Linked DNA regions of Homo sapiens: region 2 is linked to region 1. A link is a contact called in ENCODE Hi-C data. All regions are on one chromosome and are shown on one strand. Each heading gives the region's core, a stretch centred on a gene start or an enhancer-like site at or near the end of the contact. The rest is flanking DNA. Distances are from core to core; before and after follow the strand shown. Region 1 holds the start of MTCL3 (MTCL family member 3). Region 2 holds the start of NCOA7 (nuclear receptor coactivator 7).

Region 1 (5,748 bases), core at 2,858-5,357:
TATTAGGGGAACTTTAATGGTGATTCTAAATATGTATAATGCATTTATATAATAAGTACCAGAGTTGTTAAAAGTTTTCACTAAGGTTAAGACTAGAATGAGAATGGGTTTAGATTGAAATCAGGAATCCAACAATATGTTGGCTATAATGAGTGGCTAGACATTGGGTTGAATTACCAAGAGTACTTACAGATGTAAAGTTACTCAAGACTACTCAATAGTCTTGAATAGAAGTCTATTCAAAGCCTAACTGCAAATATACTCAACAGTAAAGGCATGAGTAACTAAGGCAGCCATGATAAAATAGCAATTTCTGTCATTCACAAAACATCCTTCTTCCAATATATGAATTAAACTGTAAGTTATTGCTCATAAAGTTAAGTTATAACATGTGTACATGTACTCAGAGAGATTGTAGAATAGCCTTTATTGAGATGGCTGAAATTAGGCTAATCCCAATGTATAATACAGTTTGGTCACCCTGCCTAGAGATAAAAAGATGAATCATGATGTTTACACCTCAAGGACTCTACGATTCATTAATGATTATCTAAAGTGTCATCCAGAGAACAAATACAGTGTGTGACTGCATACATATGTTAATAAAGGTCAGGACAATGGCACATCTCCAAGCTAAGTTACTCTCCAAAAACAAGATGAACCCAAACACATCAGCTTTTCTCAGTTATGACTCTACTAATCAATTTGTATTGCCTAGCTTCTATGTATCCAATTCTCTGCTGGAGATAATGAGAAAAACAGAAATATTATCTTAAAATATTTACTCTCTGGATGAAAAATTATAACATAAGCCAAGACTAACCAAGTATTTTAAAATAGTGTGACATAGTTTTGTAGAAATTCAGAAATGGTAGAATTTGGTTAAATTAATGATAATAATAACAACAATAATAGTTAATTCATACTGATAGCCTACAATGCCAAGCACATGGTAATCATCACTTAACATTAGTTATGATTACTGTGTTTCATGCACTGTGATAAAAATTAACTTCACTATTTCATAATAATAATCACATAAACTAGGTATTATTAATGACAAAAAGTCAACAATATATCATACATGTATGAATAAACAAGTGAAGAAGTAAGTGAAAAAAACTGGGGCTCTGAAAGTTTAAATAACTTGCCTAAGTTCATGAGACAGAAAGATTTGAAACTTAAGCTAAACCTGAAAATATGAGCAGATTTCAGGCTAGAGAGGAAGAGGGAAATACCAAGTATGGGGACTGGAAAGAAGAAAGGTACAGAAGCAGAATAAGCCTGCATGTTCATGAGAAAAAGAGACAGTAAGTCTGACGAGGACAGAGTGATGTATTAGAGAGTACATCTTATAGAATGGGGACAGTACACTTACTTGCGGTCTAGGAAGAAGAGTCTGGATGCGATGTAACAATGTAGACATGACTGTAAACAGAATGACATGAGGAAAGTGTTGTTTAATAAAGGTGTAAACAGGCAGCATTAAGCAGTGCGGATCTGAGAGAAAAAAATCTATCATTAACAGAGGAAGCATTTGTAACAGTCTAAACTAGAATTATGAGGATCTGCATTTTGGTAGTTGATTGCAAAGGAGATAAAGAAGAAATGATGAATATAAGACATTTTGAAAGAAAATATGATTATAGAAGTGAAGGGAAAAGACAAAGCAATGAAGAAGCCCATGTTTAGTGGGAAAGTATATGACATGATAGTTTCACTAAAAGAAAAATAGATACAGAATATATTGTTTTTCTTTACTAAAAGATAAATAGAAATAGATAAGAGTTGGAAAAAAGAAAAAAATTACATGAGTTTGAGGTGATAGTGTTATCTCCAAATGTAGATATTCTATGCATTGGTGAAAAGATTGAACTAGGATACAGGTGCAAAATCTGGCTTTGAGATGCAGAGTTTTACATCATGCTATGAAAAGGAGGTGAGGCACTTAAGGCCAATATAGTAAGCACAATTGATGGAGAAGAGGAACCAAGTTTAAGTTGTGATTCTGAAATTTAACTAGAGGAAGTCACTTAACATCTCTGAAACTCAGTTATTCTGTGTTTGGTGGAGAAGATAGTATCTACTTCACACGCTTTGTTTTGAGCACACAAAATGAAAGGGCCTTGCAAAATATAAAGCTATATAAATTAAGATATTGTGATGTAAAGTCGTGAGAATAGGAGGTTGGAAATTTTAAACTACGTATTTCTTAAGGGTTTCCAAGTTGAGACTTTAGCCTTCTTCCCTTGATCGAAGGTCCACATTTTGCTGTGCTATGAAGTGGATAACTCATTATTATAAGCAAACATTAGAAGGCTGATTGGCCTGTCTGCTTCTGAAACACAGTAAAAATAATGCTGAAATCTTTCTAAATCTTGGAAAAAAAGCCTTTGAATAATCATTTTTAAGTTTTGCTTAGTTGAAGCAATATAATTTTAACCAGCAAATAAAGGAATAAATCAGGAAAATATCCAATTCAGAAGTTATTTTTCTTATGGCATACTTATGGGTAAACAAGCATGTTAAATGTTGCTTATACTTATTCTGTATTATTACAGTTTTCAACCTTGAAATTGCATAATACTAAATTATAAAATGAAACATTTAGACACATTGTTTGATTTAAGGATACATAATAATCCATTCTTAATATTTATTTTACTTTTTAAAGTTACTATTTGCACGAAATAAATGATACCGCTTTCGGAAAAAAAATCAAAACATAGATGCCTGAGCAGAGTAAAAATTCTTAGAGAAGCAGGACTATGCATATTCTGTGTCTTTAGACTGTGTTTACAGTATCAATATTTTATTGGTAAAGATTGAGCTGAAAAATATTTGTATCTACTTTATCCATTTTGATTGGATGAGACATGTGCATCTTGATATTTCTTGAGGATATTACAGCTCAAGTTTGGGTACATAATAAGAAATTGCCTAATATAAATTCAAACCAACTTGTGATTACATTTTCACTTGCTTTTTTTTTTTTCCTTTATTTTTGGTATGCTAGTCGAGGTGTGGGCTTTTTATTATAAATGTCACAGATGTCACTTTTCCTGTTCCCAAAGGTATTTGAAAGAAAATAAGGAAATTATCTCAGTTTTCACCAGTATGCTTGAGTGTCCCCAGCACAGGGACAATTTCTTGATTCAGCTTTGCATCCCAGTACCTTGGACAGTGCCAGGCTCAAAATTGGCTTTTAATACCTATTTTGGAACATGAATGATTTTATCGTGATATCATATTTGTTTTATGTGTCTCTAAAGATAAGAATAACCAGAGCTTGAGCATGTTTTTATTTTGCTGTAATAATTGCTTTTATGCAAACTACTCCTAAATTGTTTTTATTTCACTTTTAATGCAAGATCAACACTTGGAAAATTGAATCTCTTGAGCCAAAATTCATGTTGGCACAAAAAGCTATTATTATTTCAAGATATCTTCTTCCTTTTACTTACAAAATCACCATATAAATGTAAGACAAATTAAATTTTAAAATGCCCTTTCAAAAGCAGTACTTACTTTTATTCTCATACTCAAGCTCACAAAGGAATTCTTAGAGGTAGAAGGGAGGCTCCCATGCCCCCCGCCCACCACTGAAAGAAGAAACTGAAAAGAAAAAGAGAAAATTCCACTTAATTTTTAAAAATATTATTACTGTGAAACAGTATGGGTTAGTGTAAATTGTAAAGACATGTATATTCTGAACTCCTCTTTTTAAATGAATTCCCTTTTAGGCTGATATAATGTATTCTTCCTGGTTTCTGTTATTGTTCGCATGCACTACTATAAAGATTATGGATCCCAGCAATTACTCATTTTCACGGTAGAAACCGGCACTCAGTAGAAAACAGGAAAACGTACTGAAGGCAAACCGTTCTGTAAAGGATCTCTGTGGGCCGATATTTATTTCGGTTTGCACTAAATTAGTCGTGGCTTCGCAAGAACCCTTTGTCTGTGGGACGGTGGGTCCCATCATGGCAACCATTATCTATTCGTGGAAACGACATCTGATGACTCCGCCCGGGCTGGGGGTGGGGAGGGAGCACCGCGTGTAGAGCTCGACTGAGAATTAAAGTGAGTGAACAAAGAGAACTCCCAGCAGCCGCCAGCCAGCTGCATCAGGAGATGTTAGTCACGCCCGGAAGGCTGTTCTAGTCCGCCTCCTTGGAAAAGAAGCTCAAGTAAATAATTGATGGAGAATGACCGAACCCAGGACAAAGCTTTGCAGGAAACCAGTGCATCCGTGTTCGAGCGGTTTTGGGATCCTCTGCCAAGTACGGGATAAGAGAATAGAGCAAGGAGTTTGAGCGCTGCTGCCAATCTTCCATCTCGGGCGTGGCTCTGGCCTTTTTGTCTCTTTATCCCGCCACTCCCCACCCCCGTCCCCCGTCCCCCTCCCCGCCTTCTTCTCTTTCCTCTTGAAAGTAACCTCTCTTTGGTTACTTCTACCCTATCGTCCCTTGCAATCCCGCCTTCTCTCCTGCCCAGTTCGGTGAGGTCAGCTCATGAACATCTCTGCACTTCCTGGGGAGCGTCTGGCCCAGCTTGGTACCTCGCGTGTTAGCCTGCTGAGAGCTGCAGCTCCAGCCCAGCCGCGGACCGCCGGGAAGTCACCCGCTCTGGGGGCAGCTGAATCTTGACGTTACCGCCATTGTTTGGAGAAATCGAGTGGGTGTGGAACTGCGGCGAGCGAGCCCAAAGTCATGCTCAGCCGGAAAGTCGCATACAATAATATGAAGTTGAACTTTCCTCGGCGCAGAAAGGCACAATAATAAACCCTGAGATCCCCGGAATATCAGAAGGAAAGTGCTGTTGATTTGTTCAGCTACTTGGAAACCTCGCCTCTGCTGAGAAGTGAGCAAGTTCTGGATTTCTAAAGGGTTGGGGATGAATGATGGGGTGGGTTAGCAGGCGGATAAAACTTGAGATTAAAAGTGTTGGTCTAAGCCGTGCAGGGGTTGGTTGGGTGATAATTTTCACCGGGAAAGCCTTGAAGAGATGCAGCATCTTGTCACTTTGTGGGAACCACGTGACAGCAGCCGGATACCTTTGATTGTGGAGCCCAGTTACTGGAACACAAGCTTTCGCCTGGGTTAATGCTGTCTGAGGGCTGAGTTTAAACATTGGCTTCTCAGCTCTGGAATTATTCTGCCTGATTAAAAACAAAAATAAGTTTGCATTGGCAATATAAGTTAGTTAGATAGCCCATGTTAGTGCCACCCATGATGATAAACTAGGCCAGACATTCTAGTAGTATCGCGACTGGGAGAGAAGATGTAGAAAACAAGTTGGTGGGCAATTTTCCCCCGATGTCTTCTTTGTTCACCTTTATATTTCAAAGTGAGTTGGAAGGAGATGCCAGAAACAGAAAGGGAGGTGGATTAGGAACCCTTCGGTAATATTTCTTTATAAAATGAGGAATTACTGCATGCTAAGTTGTGATGCTAACAATAGATGTTAACAAGAATAATGCAAGTAAAATAACTGGCAGTAAAGTAATCTGCTCTCTGTATAGAACAAATATTTTTAAAGGAGAAATTTATGCCTAGTCATGCCCCTTTCAGTGCTTTAGACAGAAATAATTTTAAGGAAAAGGCAACTAATTGACTAGCTGCCTGGATCCCTAGGGAGAGGAACCCATGAGGCAGTAACTTGCTATTTTTCAGATTAAAGAAGCTAGTGACGGATTTATCTTGGAAATACACATACTGGAAATTGATCTTACCACCATGAGGGAAG
Region 2 (5,480 bases), core at 2,981-5,480, 1.7 Mb after region 1:
GACCCTTGAGAAAGGCCAATCTTTCTGCTTACTGTGGTGATAAATATATCAAGCCTAACTTATCATGTCGATGTAAATAATGAGTTACCTGGGTAAATTCAACCAACTTAACAATTAGGTGTCAAAACATCAGTATGAAGAATTAACTCCAGGAGCTCAATCTTTTAAATTTCATGGTAAATAAAAGAGGCTCAGAGAAGACTCTGATTTATTAAAACAAGGATAAATCACATGAATCACTGACGCGAAGGTCAGATTGTCGATTCACTCTGGTGAGTGTTATGCTAAGTTAGGCTAGCCCTTCAGCTAAAAATGACTTTATTCTATTGAAACTCCTGTTCAACCTATATAGCGTTTAAGGCAGGTACTCCAAATATAATTGACTTAAATTGAATGGCTTTATTAATTTCAAATTAGTAATGAGTGAATATAAATGTAAGAGTTTAAAAAAAAGTTTTGTAAAACTATGTAACATTGTTTTCCATTTGGCTAAGTTCAAATGTACTAAATTTGCAATTCTTGTTCAAAACATTTAATGTAACCCATTAAACTTGTTCATCAAAAACATACTGTGTCCAGAGATCAATTGTGCAATGGCTTCATTTATTTGGTTTTATGTTTTATAATCTGCCTTGTTCCACAAAGGATATGAGTCATCTTAAAAGAATATAATTCAATCAAATGGAAAAGTATAATTAGATAAACATCAGAATCAAGAAAAACAAGGTAGAACAGAAGCTCAAGACCATAGGAAAAGATAAAATATTGATATTAGGTTATGAATTTTTATATGATTATTAAAATTGAGTTGCAAATTTGTTCATTTCCTAGTTGCCAAGTTAGAAAGGGAAATATAATCAATGATTTGATTCTCATTTTGCATGATGAAAAGAACACACACAAACACACACACACAAGTTGTTCAGGGTAAGTAAAGCTTTTCTTTGGCATTTAAAGTTAAATGGAATTTCTTGCATGAGTCTTCAAACAGAAACTATAGAAAGTACCATGATCATAACCACATTTCGAAAGTAACATAATAGTAAGTTTCCTCTGACTGTATTAATAAAATCCCTCAGTGTGGGCATATGGGGGGGTGTTAAGGATGCAAAACAAGGTACCAAAGTACAGCTTCTGAAGATCTGGCTAGACTTCTGGTCTAACAGCTAGTATTGGAAGGGAATAGGTTGACGTCATGGCCTTTGTTCAGCCAACCCCCCGTAAACATCATTTCTCTCAATTAAGCTTCTGATCAAATTTAGCAACAGAAAATTCATATTCTCTGGCATGTACAGAAACAAATGCATTTTGTATCACTGTTGAGGGGAGACCAGTAGACAACAATCACTCTTTATGTATTCACTATATCTGAAATTCAAGGTCATACAAATTTACTTCTGTATATTTTTTTCTGCAATCAACAATTCTGATTTTAGCACAAGTGAATTGAGTGGATCCTGTTGAATTTAAACAAACAAAAAATTATGGGCTGGGATTTTAAAAACAATAGTAAATGGCATTTAGCAAGAAAGGAATAGAGGTTTCTAAAATACAGCCTTTAGGAAGATAAAGAGAGGAAATCCAGGTCTTGGATTGCATTCTGGTGGTGCTTGTGGGGGCGGAGTGCTGGGGGATCAGGAGGTAGGACCCAAAAGTGAGTCAACCAATCCCAGAGGCACTGCGCATTTGGTTGTAGGACACACAGAAGAGAAAAATACCTCTTCAAATCTGAGATTAGAGCTTTTATTTGACTGTGATTCCAAAGCCAAAGTAATAGCAGTTAAACTGAGCAGTTAAAGGCTCAACTCCTACTTGTAAAATGAACAAATAAGTGCTTATAAGTAACAAGGTAAAGAGAGCTTACTGTAACCAAAGGGGAGGGCTTTTTTGAAAAGCTTAAAGTGTGCAAGGAAGAGCCAGGTAAATTAATTGCTCAATACCCTGGGTTACAAATTTAAGAAGTGTAAAATGTAATTATCTTTATTACAGGAGGGAATTTTGGCTTTGTTTTAATAAATCATAACAAATTAATTTTTTTCATAAGTTCCCTCCCACTGTTGGTTCCTGCAGTCTTATTAACTTTTATAGGAAAGTTTTATTTCCTTATCCATCTAGGAAGAAAATAAGTAGGTTGGAGAAGCAATAGTAATAAAGTATGGCCTACCATATTGTGTAAAAATAAGTCATTTGAGTAATATGAAGTGAAGATGGTAAAGATGCATTAAAATGTCAGAAAGAAAACCTGGGAGCATGCCCAGATAATATTGTTAAGCAGAGACTGAAAGAAGTTCACACTGACTCATGAAATTCATGTGATGGAAAAAAGATGAAATCAAAACAGAAAATGTCATAGTGTAAAAATAAAGCAAATAAAGTTTGATGCAGTTAACCTTGTTTTTCTTTTTTTTTTTCAAAATGATATAACATTTTAAAGCAGGAAGACACTGTATCTTGCAAACCCTCATTTCACAATCCCCTGGCTGTCAAATTTGGAAACTGATGTGTTTCTATACCGAGGAGAAAACAGTTTAAATTGTGTATCTATATCACACATTTTGAATCATTTAAGAATCACAGACACTTCTACATGTTTTATTTCTACTTTTGCCTGTGATAAAAGACATGATAATTAGATCAAACCTGAAAAACTCAACTCTAAAATAAGTGAATACATCACTTATTAACCAAATCATTGTTTCCTCTGGCGTAACTTACAATTTTCTTTAAAACACGACTTTTACTTTTTAAATTGTGTTTGAGAGCACAGTTGAAGTTGGCATGATTACCAGTGAGACTGGAAATTTTGCAAGCTTAGACATGAAATGAACTTAAGAGTTGGGGAGAATTACCTCATAACCTTGATGACATATTACAGAAAGATAGCATATGGTCCTAAAGATGTCAGAATTGAAATATAAATGTTAAAATAACTGAGTTTGCCTATTTATACAAAGAGGCAATTTTTGAAATTCAATTAAATTTCACCGGCTACAGAACAATTCTGTGATTCTAAATTGTGGTTTTTAGATGAAAGCTTGAAACACAGTTCATTCATTCAACAAATAACTAATGGGTACTTATTCTGCATAAGATGCAGAAGATTACAGGATTTAAAAAAAAACAGATTCAAGATTCTGTCCTATTTGAGCTTATACTGAGTCACTTCTCCAAATCTCTATACCTAAGTGACTATAAAATTGGAGCTTACAGTGATGCATTTTTCAAAACTTTAAGCCTTATTGCTGAATATAAAATAAAAAATGATAGTCTGGGAAGAGGGAATCTTGCCAAAAGCTCTGATGTATAAACTTTACACCTAGAGGAGAAAAAAAGCATTAATACATAACCAGTTTCTGAGAAATACAGAGCATAACATCGAGTTGGAAGTTAGGCTGGGCACAAGGCTGCCTCTGCTGGCTGACCCGGTACATCTTTCCAGCAGAATCTCAACTCCCGACACCTGTATCAAAGTTGCCACTCTTAAAACACATCCCTTCACGTAAGCAGAGGCTCCTAAATACTCAGCACAACAATATCCCAGCCTCATCGATCTCCAGAATAATCTGACTTCTAGAAGGACCTTCTCTAAATTGGCCCTAACGTGTTGACGGTAAGGGTTTGCCCCATCGATTTTATATACCAACTAGCTAGCTCTGAAATACACAAAAATCCACAGCGACTTCTACATGCCACTAATAACCCTTTGCCTGTCTACATGTTTTGGCTAGAAAGATGGGAAGAACGCATCTGCTAATCCAGCCGGAAAAACACAGTGACATATTTCCACCTGAGCTGCTGAAAATCCAACGGTCTTCTCCCCAAATAAGCCCCATGCCAACCTGTCCTCCCCACTCTCGTACTGGCGCGCACCCCCACGAGCCCCCCAAGGGGTGGGCGGGGAAGGGTCAATCTCTCCTTCGCCCCCGCTCGGCCTCCCGAGCTCAAGCAGAGGTTTTCAGGTTCACAGGGGGCTACGCCCAGCGCCATTAGCACACCTCCGAGCGCTCCACCGAGCCCCCGGCGGGAGGCAAGTTTGGCCGGTCCTGGACCCTGCTCGCGGCCTCTCGGCGGCAGCATCAGCGGCGGGCGGCGGCGAGGGCTGGGCCCCGCCTCACCACCTACCTACAGGGCGGGGGCGCCGGCTCCTGGGGTCCGGGAGAAGGGGATCGGTCGCATGCATTTCTGGGAGCGGTGGCCTCTGCTGCTGGGCGCCGGGGAGCGCATCCTCTCGGCGGGTGGAAGGAGGGGTCAGGGGAGGACCGTACGCCGAGGAGGAGCAAGAGGAGGAGGCGGGAGCTCCGAGGCGCGCGCCCGCGGGGCCCCGCGTCCGGATCGGGTGTGCGCAGCCGCCGCAGTCGGGGTGTCTTAGGCCTCTTCCCACGCGCGACGCCTCGCCAGCCCCGCAGCTGCGCCCCCCGTCAGGGCATGGGCCGCTACGGGGTCCCGGGCCCGGCTGAAGGCGGGCAGTCACGGGTGGCGCGACGCTGTGCAGACGCCCGCCTCTAGCTCCTCCCGGCCAGTGGCGCGCGCTGCGCCTCACAGCGGTTGCGGGGGCCTGGGAGCTCGCGCCGGGCTCTGCCGCTCGGACTGCAGTTGCGGCATCCTCCCCGCCCCCCGCGACCTCCGAGCTGGGAGGCTGGGCACCCCGGCTACCCGCGGCTGCTGCAGCCTCCGCTGCCGCGATCCCGGCGGCTCCGCCCCGGAGAGCTGCGCGTGCGGCCTCCGCAGGCCTCGGCCCTTTGTGGCGCCTCCCGAGTGCGGGCGCCTTGCTGCCCCAGCGAACCGCCGCCTGGCAGCGGCACCTAGGAGGGTCCTCTTACCTCACCCCGGGCCGCTTCCCCCTTACAGTTGGCCCGCCTGGCCCCTACTCTTCGTGGGAAGTAAGGCTTTGACAGCAGAGCAGGAGTTAGAGCTTTTCCCCAGCTTTAAAGCCCTTTGACTTTCCTTCCAGCTCAGGACCGATGGCCACAATAAATTCATCCTGTGTCCCTTCTGGCGTTGCGTTTAACAGAGGGGCCCACCATCTCCTTCCCCCTCCCGTTCCCGGTACACCATCCTGGATGCTGCCAAATTGCAGTCATTACAGCAATAAGAACATAGCAGTTGGGCCCTCCAGCCGACTCTTGGCAGAGACTCGAGAGAACCTTGGAGGGGGAAGGTTTGCATCAGCTGCGGGGCCTGTGCCTGTGAGCTCCCCATCCCCAGTTGGGTGCTGTTCCCTCTGCGGTCCCATGACCAGCACTGCAACATGACTAGGAGGATCTGGCCGTGGAGTTCATTCACTCTTATACGCAGAAAAATATCCCAAGGAAGGGCCTGCAACTACTCTGTTAACAGTGTGTTACAGGCCTTCCACACAGATAAACTAGATAGCAGCCTCCTCTGGGTTGTTGACGCAGCTTAAGCTGTAATAACCTCTCTGGAAGGCGGAGCAAAGCGTTAACAGTGGTGGCTTTGGCATTTCAGCAGCAGGTGGTCAT

Evidence for each region. Hi-C counts contacts between places; a loop is a spot of excess contacts on that map. Pooled maps may share reads with other maps.
Region 2: a map of naive thymus-derived CD4-positive, alpha-beta T cell shows a loop between it and region 1 (11-fold over the local background). The contact joins the promoter of NCOA7 here to the promoter of MTCL3 in region 1. A Hi-C loop is called at or near these places in 3 of 168 maps with a recorded cell type or tissue (CD4-positive, alpha-beta memory T cell and naive thymus-derived CD4-positive, alpha-beta T cell) and 9 of 50 pooled maps.

Annotation. Positions count from the first base shown.
Region 1 is chr6:127,517,694-127,523,441 of GRCh38, reverse strand. MTCL3 (MTCL family member 3) reads left to right here and starts at 4,107. Exons shown (of 7, transcript NM_001400265.1): 1 at 4,107-4,863. SOGA3-KIAA0408 (SOGA3-KIAA0408 readthrough) reads left to right here and starts at 4,107. Exons shown (of 13, transcript NR_174482.1): 1 at 4,107-4,863.
Region 2 is chr6:125,789,710-125,795,189 of GRCh38, reverse strand. It overlaps NCOA7 (nuclear receptor coactivator 7), which reads right to left and starts at 4,230. Exons shown (of 16, transcript NM_181782.5): 1 at 4,123-4,230. RefSeq lists enhancers at 3,648-3,747, 3,943-4,443, 4,444-4,944 and silencers at 3,968-4,807, 5,398-5,480.